3 separate regions of the Homo sapiens genome follow, and all the other regions are linked to region 1. The links are chromatin contacts, found by Hi-C in ENCODE. All regions are on one chromosome and are shown on one strand. The core of a region is the stretch at or near the end of the contact, and the rest is flanking DNA. Distances in the headings are between cores, read along the strand shown. Region 1 overlaps LOC124901332 (a long non-coding RNA gene). Region 2 overlaps EFHC1 (EF-hand domain containing 1). Region 3 overlaps LOC124901329 (a long non-coding RNA gene).

The links. Hi-C counts contacts between places; a loop is a spot of excess contacts on that map. Pooled maps may share reads with other maps.
Region 2: a loop to region 1 is called in a pooled map, with 4 times the contacts of the local background. The contact joins two enhancer-like sites. A Hi-C loop is called at or near these places in 2 of 37 single-sample maps with no recorded cell type and 4 of 50 pooled maps.
Region 3: a pooled map shows a loop between it and region 1 (2.4-fold over the local background). The contact joins two enhancer-like sites. A Hi-C loop is called at or near these places in 2 of 37 single-sample maps with no recorded cell type and 4 of 50 pooled maps.

Annotation. Positions count from the first base shown.
Region 1 is chr6:53,243,767-53,246,620 of GRCh38, forward strand. LOC124901332 (a long non-coding RNA gene) reads right to left here. Exons shown (of 4, transcript XR_007059612.1): 2 at 1,775-1,846; 3 at 505-665; 4 at 279-378. Among named protein-coding and RNA genes, the nearest start is that of MIR5685, 32 kb to the right of the region's middle. Within about 2 kb of position 1,370, at least 5 of the 41 ENCODE cell types and tissues checked have a DNase peak (open chromatin) inside an H3K27ac peak, as active enhancers do.
Region 2 is chr6:52,495,971-52,499,271 of GRCh38, forward strand. It overlaps EFHC1 (EF-hand domain containing 1), which reads left to right. Exons shown (of 11, transcript NM_018100.4): 11 at 1-1,228. It overlaps TRAM2 (translocation associated membrane protein 2), which reads right to left. Exons shown (of 11, transcript NM_012288.4): 11 at 1,438-3,301. Among named protein-coding and RNA genes, the nearest start is that of EFHC1, 77 kb to the left of the region's middle. RefSeq lists a silencer at 1,844-2,045 and an enhancer at 3,129-3,178. Within about 2 kb of position 1,826, at least 12 of the 41 ENCODE cell types and tissues checked have a DNase peak (open chromatin) inside an H3K27ac peak, as active enhancers do.
Region 3 is chr6:52,303,433-52,306,487 of GRCh38, forward strand. All of the region lies in intron 1 of LOC124901329 (a long non-coding RNA gene), which reads right to left. Among named protein-coding and RNA genes, the nearest start is that of MCM3, 20 kb to the left of the region's middle. RefSeq lists a silencer at 759-1,053 and an enhancer at 2,709-2,778. Within about 2 kb of position 1,364, at least 6 of the 41 ENCODE cell types and tissues checked have a DNase peak (open chromatin) inside an H3K27ac peak, as active enhancers do.

The sequences.
Region 1 (2,854 bases), core at 120-2,619:
GCCTGCTTTGTAAACTTCTTAGACCCTATCCAGTAATTGCCTTTCTTTTCTTTTCTTTTCTCTTTTCTTTTTCTTTTTTTTTTTTTTTGAGACAGAGTTTCACTCTTGTTGCCCAGGGTGGAGTGCAATGGTGATATCTTGGCTCAGTGCAACTTCCGCCTCCTGGGTTCAAGTGATTCTCCTACCTCAGCCTCCAAAGTAGCTGCGATTACAGGCATGTGGCACCACACCTGGCTAATTTTTTTGTATTTTTAGTAGAGACAGGGTTTTACCATGTTGGCCAGGCTGGTCTCGAACTCCTGACCTCAAGTGATCCACCCATCTCAGCCACCGCACCCAGCCAGTAATTGCCATTCATAAAGAAAGCCAAGATGACACCTACAGAGCAAAATTATGTGATATTCAGGAATAAACACTGAAACATTATTTTGATTAGAATAATAGCTGCACGGAACAGAAACTTAGCTATAAGAGCTTAAGCAAATAACAGTTTGTTTTTCTTACATTCCCAAGAAGACTAGAAGCTGTGATAGGCTGGTGAAATGACTTCACCTCATCAGGGGTCAAGGCTCTTGCTAACTTTCTCTTCTGTCATCCTTGGTAAATGATCTTTGTCCTCATGGTCACAAGATGGCTGCTGCATCTCCATGTATTGCCTCTGCACTCTAGGCAGGAAAATGAATGATGAAGAAAAATGCATGTATGAGCTTTTCTGAAAGTCCCTCTAGAGACTTCTGTTCCCATCTCATGGGTTAGAACTATGTCACATGGCCACACCAAGCTTCAAGGGAGCCTCAGCACTCATTGACCCACATAAAATGGGGTTCCCGTCGATGAGAAAGGAAGGAAGAATGGGTGGTAATCAGCAGGCTCTGGGATGCACTCACCTGCTTGACTCCCAAAGGGTCACATTGCGTACTCAGGCCAGAGCCACCTACAGTGCTAAACCAGCCACGCAACAAGTGAAAGGGACAGAGAAAAGACATGAAGCCACTTCTGTACTAGCATTTCTTGCCTCCTGCTAATGGGTGTTATATGAAAAGGGAAAACTGAACTAGAACTTCTTTACTATAGACTTCTGAGAAGTTTTATTAAGCTTATGTATGTGATGACATTCCAAGGCAGGAACAAACATACTGCATTTTCCAAGCTTATTTGACCACAGAGGCTTTTTAAAAATTTTTCTGGAGCATCTCTCTGAACTACATTCCATGGAAATTTTTGCCAGAAAACCTTGATATATACAGTGTCAACTATCAGTGTGTTTTTTAAGACTCCTTACGAGAAAAAAAGCCAAGTATGTTCTTCTTACATCAGTGAGATAGTTCTACTTTTTTTAAGGGGAAGGAAATGAAAATAGGAACAGTTTGTGAGTCAGGGCGGGGGGTGTGATACCAGCCTGCCACCTGAGAACCATGCAACCTTGACAGGCCTGGTGGCCTCCCTAGAGTCTCCTGTGGTTTTTTTTTTTTTTTTTTTCTGTGAGACAGAGTCACCCAGGCTGGAGTGCAGTGGTGCGATCTCGGCTTACTGCAACCTCTGCCTCCCGGGTTCAAGTGATTCTCCTGTCTCAGCCTCCAGACTAGCTGGGATTACAGGTGCGTGCTACCACACCTGGCTGATTTTTGTATTTTTAGTAGAGATGGGGTTTCGCCATGTTGGCCAGGCTTGTCTTGAATTCCTGACCTCAGGTGATCCGCCCCCCCTTGGCCTCCCAAAGTGCTGGGATTACAGACATAATCTACCACGCCCGGCCAGAGTCTTCTGTTCTTACTTGCAAAACAAGATCTGTAGGCAAGCACCAGGATGCATCCCAATAAACCAAAATTCTGCAACTTCACAGCTCCTAGAAAGATCAAGAAGGGATGCCTGAATCAATCTTTGGTAATGGGAGATAGAGGATATATGCCCTCCTGTTGGGCGACAGAGTGAAACCCCGTCTCAAACACTGGAGATGGACTCTCGGGGTTTTGACATGTTGGCCAGGCTGGTCTTGAACTCCTGACCTCAGGTGATCCGCCTGCCTTGGCCTCCCAAAGTGCTGGGAGCACAGGTGTGAGCCACCACACCAGGCCTGGTTCTCCCCTTTTAAGGGCTCATGCATTCTATTAAGCTCACCTAGATAATTTAGGATAATCCCCCCATCTCATCACATCTGCAAAGTCCCCTTTGCCATATAAGGTAACATATCTACAAGTTCTAGGAATTAGGACATGGACATCTTGGGACTCATGGGCATTCTGTCTACCATGCAGATGAAATCTATTGTTTAAAGAAGTATAAACAGTGTTGGGAAACTGAAGACTATAACAAAAAATTCAAATTAGGCTTAATAGTATGTGAGACAAGCAGTACAAAAGGTAGAGAAGGTTTATGTGAGAAAAGAAAAGAAAAAAAAACCCAAGAAAGGAGATCAATTACAATACAAGCAAAAGTAGGACAACACTAGTTACGAGCTGGAAGCACGTGAATCCTTTAAGAGCCCGAGCAAAGGGCAAAGGTTTAGTATGGGATTGTTGGAGTTTCTTTCTATTATATATTGTACCTTCACCAATAGAACTAAAAGTCTAAAATCACACTATTTAAAAACCGAGAATGTATCAGCATTAACCAGATTGATCCTACAGGCGCTGCTTGACTTTCAGGTGTGGAGGTGGTAGGAAGAGCCACAGAATGGCCTGAAATAATTGCAGAGCTCCAGTGTTTGAAGAATGTATAGGAACCTGGTGAGGTGAAGGCACCCGTGCCTTTGCTTAGTGGCTTCAGGATGTGGAATAAAAAGGAACATGACATCTACATCCAGGTGAGAATTAGGCTTGGGACAAAGGGTGGTGAAGTATTAGTCCAAAGGTCA
Region 2 (3,301 bases), core at 576-3,075, 750 kb before region 1:
CACAAACGTCAGAGCAAATCACTTTTTCTACTAAAATCCTGAATGGCAGTGCAGCCATTAGATGTCACTAATTACCTTATGCTACAGTCATAGCTGGCATGCATCTGGAGTGTCAGGTTCAGGTGGTGGAAGGGAGCTGAGCATTACCCTGTAGCAAGCAATATTGTAGGAAGCAGAAATGATCATCACTTCAAACTGGCCACCAGGGAGTTGAAAGATTCTAATACACACACACACCCACACACACACACACACAAAGAGAGAATGAGAATTATTAAGATTAGCACTGGTAGCTGAAGCTATCAGGTCTAACTGAAGCATTTGACTAAGACTGCTTATAGTGCTTACGGCTTTGGGACTAATAAAAATCTGCCTTGCGGGTAAAGATGGGCTGTGAGTTAGCCACTACTCAGAAACCTGGGCCTGTACCTTGTCTGCACCATCAGGGGGCCTTGAAAATACCATCCAATTAAGGTGTATCAAATCCATATCTATAGGCTTTGAGGGTATTTGGGACACATAGGTAGAGAAGACGTCTCTAAATGTTGTCCAGAGAATCCACTTGGTTAAGTGACTCCTGAGTATCCTGCTGGCACATAAGTTCATTTTAAAAAGCCAATATGAGTGCTTTATATGTACCATGAACTTAGCATTCAGTATCTCTAAATCTCTCACCATGACTCCCCACAAAACATGAAACCCTTTTGACACAGATGCACAAAAAGACTCGGAAGGGTTAACTGCTTGAGTTCACCTAGCTTCTCATGGCAGAGCAGGACCCAACTCTACAATGAAGCTTGCCATGCATCAGAACCACTCACCTTCACCTCAAGCAAACATTTCCTCTTTCTCACACCCCATGGGTGTCCTTGACTAACTGCCACCTGTAACTGCACTCATCTTTTGAGATCTTTTTCCAAAGAAAGATGGTTCTGGTAAACACAGCAAGCAGCTACAGCCAACAGCAGCCATGTAAGTGACACCAGCAATCCCCACTATTACTAATACTTGGATGTCTTCTAGTCAGCACCAACATATTTGTTGGCCTTTACACAAACGAAACCCCATTTCCTCCAAGCTAAATAACATCATAGTATAGTAGGCATCAAGGATGATGTGCTTGTTTCTGGAGCTTCCTACCCACAAACCCCATGTTAAGAAAACCTCTTTTCCACTTTACTATTAAAGAGTCAAATAAAAATGATGCTTATTGCTATCCAGCACTTGACATAACTGACTCTCCATCCTTAATTCCCTAATTCATATCACAATGGACAAATACGGGTCAAAATATATAAGAAATGACTAATATAGTGAAAAATAATAGACATGAGGGCTAAAATTCATTGCAAACTCCTTTAAGCAAACGTAAACATCCACGTTAAAAGCATCACTGTATAAAAGCACGTCAAGGAAATAATTATGAGACAATTCTGATAATTTTCTGCCTTTTATTGTTATTTCAGAAAATATTTGATCATTTGTTCCAAAATGTACATTTAAAAAATCCATACAAAACTGTAATTTGTTTTAAAACCAGACAGAAACAGTGGAAAAATGATTTTGAAAAAAAGTTCACCAAAAGCAAAAAGACACCCCTCCCCCCAACCCTTTTTTACATGAAAGCATAAATACGGCAGGTACAAATTTTCCTTGAGTTCCTTGTTGAAATTTGGTCCATATGAACAGGCTAGAGTAGAAAACAGACACTTTGTCCACATTTGCATTATCAGTTGCTCAGGGCACCAGCAGCCTTAGTTCATCCTTCAGATGTTTTTTTAAACAGAGGAACCGAAAAATGAGGTTTACAGTCTCATCACATGAACACTCAAATCTGTACCCAAGGAAACAGCGGTATTATATTTACTGTCACAGCTAGACCCTATCAGGTGAACAGGGCTCTCCACCTGCGGCTGTTGCTTCGCAAAATATCCTTCCTCTCCACGTGAACAAGTAGCTCTAGAGTGCTTTTAGGCAGAGTGACGGTGATGTCATGGGCACCACGCCAATCTTATTCCTGGACAATGACTTAAGCCCCATCGTGAGAATGGTTTTTTCCTCTTCAACACATTTTTTAAAAATAGACCTCTAAGATGATGCTACATGTTCTAAAAGAGTGCCACAGAAACCCACCCAGGATCACAAGAATGACAACAAAAGGAAAGTGGCTATTTCTTGTGTAAGGGATGACGACTCCCCCTCCCATGGGTCCCATTTCTCCCCCAGTTGCAGGTGTTTTAAGGGACAGAAAGGCTGTGGAAAGGACCACTGGCTGGGAGAGTTATTGCACAACCCGGAAGAGTGAGAAAAACGTGGGCGGGCAAGGGGTAGGGGAGAGGGTTGCTGCGACTAAAACAAGGTAACACTGAATTAGGAGCTCGAACAGTTCTGCAACAGTCAGACATGTATGTGTTTATGTGTTAGCACTTGGAGACTGGGAAGTAAAAGTAAACACCTTTATCATATAAACTTTGGGCTGAATGGGAAGCAAAATAGACCAAAAGAGGTTACGGCAAGTGGGCCTTTTAAAAAAAATCTGGGGGTGGGGAAAATAACGGAGAAGGAGTTTGCTATGTGGGGCCAGAGGAGAGTTTTCGAAGTGGGGGCTGGAAGCTCTGGGCTTCTCTTAATAGGTATGCTTGTGGTTGGGCCACCTCACAGACTTCCACAGCCACCCAGCTGGGCCAGAAGAGAACTGACACAAGGGAGAAACCAAAAACAAAACAGAACACACCACAGACCCTAATCCTGGGCAGCGGGGTTAGAAACAAATGGGGTGAAACTGTCACAATCCGTGTCCCTTTTATATATAACTATACTGAGGTATGGTGTCCTTGGCTGCCGTCGAGCCCTGGCAACTGGGGGCTGGCCACGGAGTACAAGTTGAAAACCACACAGCAAAGTAAGGCACTTATTCTCACACACAGGCGCACGCACGCAATCTGCTTGGGACAAAAAGTCTACAGGGGTTGCCAAGCACGAAAGGCTACATGGAGACTGCAAATCCCAATGCTCGTCTTTATAGCTCTGCCACTCCAGGGAACTCCATAAAAGAATGAGGCAGCTTTCACTGGGGAGAACTGGTCTTCAGCCTTTGCAAGGTGGAGCTAACACTCATGTGAGTAGTGGGGTAGAGTGAGAAGTTGGTAAAGTCTTCCTCACTGGGACAACCTTGAGCTGGAGAGAGATCCTATTTAGGTTTTCCAGTCATCTGACAATGACCTAATCCTCCAATAATCCTGAAAATCCTCTCCTGAGAAAAGGAACCATAAGCTCGGAAGGCAGAGTGAGGGAGGAAGAG
Region 3 (3,055 bases), core at 114-2,613, 940 kb before region 1:
TGTGCAAGATGTTGCAGTCCCCCCTGAGCTTGATGCTGAAAGCATGCTTTGAGGGTGGTGGAGGCCTTTGAGTTGAGTTGGGTACAGTGATGTGTGAGTGTGTGTGACTTTCCTAATAAAAGTCAATGAAATTTTCCCCCAGGTAACCGTGGAAGCTCAGGGTTGAGTTAGTTGATGAATATCAGGCCTTCCATTATGAAGTGAATGCAGGTATGAATGAAATTATATCTGTGTAACCACACATCAGTATCTTCCCTCCATGTTCTTACAGAATCAGTCAGCAATACAAGAGCCAAAGTAAAACAGCTCAGAGAAAATAAGACTCATTCTTAGTGTGGATATCATTCTTTTCCTCACACAGACTTCCTCTCCTTAATGACCCCTTCCTTCTAAAGGACTTTTCATTTTTCCTGGCCTTCTTGTAGCAGGACGAGCCACAGACAGAGCTCCTCAGACACGGAATTAAAGAAGGAAGGAATTTATTCGGCTGGGAGCATTGGCAAGACTCCTGTCTCAAGAGCCAAGCTCCCCAAGTGAGCAATTCCTGTCCCTTTTAAGGGCTCACAACTCTAAAGGGGTCCACATGAGAGGGTTCTGATGGATTGAGCAAGCAGCGGGTATGTGACTGGGGGCTGCATGCACCAGTAATCAGAACGAGACAGAACAGGACAGGGATTTTTACAATGCTCTTCCATACAATGTCTGGAATCTATAGATAACATAACCAGTTAGGTCAGGGGTTGATCTTTAACTACCAGGCCCAGGACGCGGCGCCGGGCTGTCTGCCTGTGGATTTCATTTCTGCCTTTTAGTTTTTACTTCTTCTTTTGTTGGAGGCAGAAATTGGGCATAAGACAATATGAGGGGTGGTCTCCTCCCTTATTCTGACTCTCTTCACCAAGCAAACACATTGGCAAAATTCTACAGAAGTCTCTCCCACACACTAAAATCAAGGAGTGCCCTGAAAAACCAAAATAAGGGCCGGGCACAGTGGCTCATGCCTGTAATCCCAGCACTTTGGGAGGCCGAGGCGGGCGCATCACCTGAGGTCAGAAGTTGGAGACTAGCCTGACCAACATGAAGAAACCCTGTCTCTACTAAAAATACAAAAATAAAAATAAAAAAAAAATTAGCCGGACGTGGCGGTGCATGCCCATAATCCCAGCTACTAGGGAGGGCTGAGGCAGGAGAATCCCTTGAACCCGGGAGGCAGAGGTTGCAGTGAGCCAAGATTGCATCATTGCACTCCAGCCTGGGCAACAGAGTGAGACTCCGTCTCAAAAATAAAAATTAAAAAAAAAAAAATTGGCAAAATTCTACAGGAAGTCCCTCCCACACACTAAATTCAAAGAGTGCCCTGACAAACCAAACTGCTTCACCAGTTTTACTTGCCCTGATCATCTAACGTCCCCCACAAGCAGGCACATGAAGATGGTTAGTTTTTTGTTTTGTTTTTGTTTTGTTTTAAGACAAAAAGCCAAGACCTTTTTCAATCTCGGGTTTCTGCCTTTTAGTTAAAAAATTCACTCTATATTTCAATCTATTATGAGGAAGGACCTGCTTGACAGGAGTGAAAAAAAAATCAATTATTCCTTAAAGTTTTCAGAAAGAAAAACCACATGGAAGAATAGACTTTAACATTAGCATTGGATATTTCTAGATCTCAGCGCTCTCACATTGCCAAGTCACTTGGAATGTCTAATCAGCTGCCTAATGGAGGAACTGAGACTGCAAAGCATTCTTGACACACCACTGCAGTGCTTTCTCTTTCATACTGCAGTGCTTTCCTGCTGTTTCTTACTTAATGAAAATCTACTTCCATAATATCATGATGTGTTTTTTGAGCTGCTCTTTCTCTAAGAGCTGGTGTCCATCCTAGGTGGGGCTAGGAGTCAGAAGATGCATGCATATTCTAGCTCCAAAGGGTGTGTGACCTTAGGAAAGTTACCCTCCCTTTCTCTGTCCCAAGTGTTCTCCTTATAAAACAAGCATGTTGGACTCACCTAATCCTAACTAAGGCCTTTAGTTGCTGTAACATCTTAAAATTAATTCAAAAGACCAGATCTCACAGGATCTCTGCTAAGATGGCTATAACTTGTCGTCTTAGAGATTGTTTCTAAGGTAGTAAAATAAATACAACGTGGTAAATATTATGAACTCAGCAACGCATTCCACAAATATTTATTGAGCCCCTTTAATGTGCTAGGAATTATGACAGGCACAGGAGATGAAGTGAGACAGCCATTATAGATACTAAATCTCATGTTCGTTATCGGATCAGCAGCTTGGAAAAAGAATCAGTACTTTGTCATTTCTTTCTAGGTAGCTGTTTGTGACTGGAAAGTCTGTGCTTGTTATTGCTGGCAAATTCTTGACGTGGGCAGGACTGCATATTCTGGCACTTAGGACTTTAATGATTTCCATGAATCTTTTCATGTAGTAATTAAACATATTTCCTAAAATTCTATCTAGGTGGGAGTCACTGCCACCACCTTGAGACTTACTGTAGTCTCATTGTAATAGTATGCTTCCTGTCTACCTGTCTGAAAAATTACTCTATTACTGGACTTTTTGGCATCTTCCACTTGAAAATGACAACTTAGCCAACCGACAGTGATCAAGAGGAAATGAGAGTTTCTGTTCTCCTTTCTTTGCCTTATGATTTCTTTTGATGTAAGACATCATGATCCGACTTTAGCAATACCGCCTCTTCATCGGGCTCACAACTCTGTGCTACATGAATTCCTTTGCTTCCTCCTTAGTTATTAACTCAAGTTACCATCTTAGATGGCAGGCCTTTTCATAAAGCCACTTAAAGTCCCTCCAAGCAGTGCTAGACTGCTCTCACTGGACCCCACCAGGAGAGGTGGAGGTGGAGGGGAGCCTTAGGCTGATTCTTCCCCACCCCATTTTCTACCTAGGAGCAAGGCCTGCTGCTGCTTTCTATCTGTTCATTGGTTGAGACCTTTCCATCTGTTAATTGCTTGGAGAAAAGAGGAAGAAAAACAAGGGATCTTGGCCCCTGCCCTCCTCTTAAATCGCCATCCCCTACCCC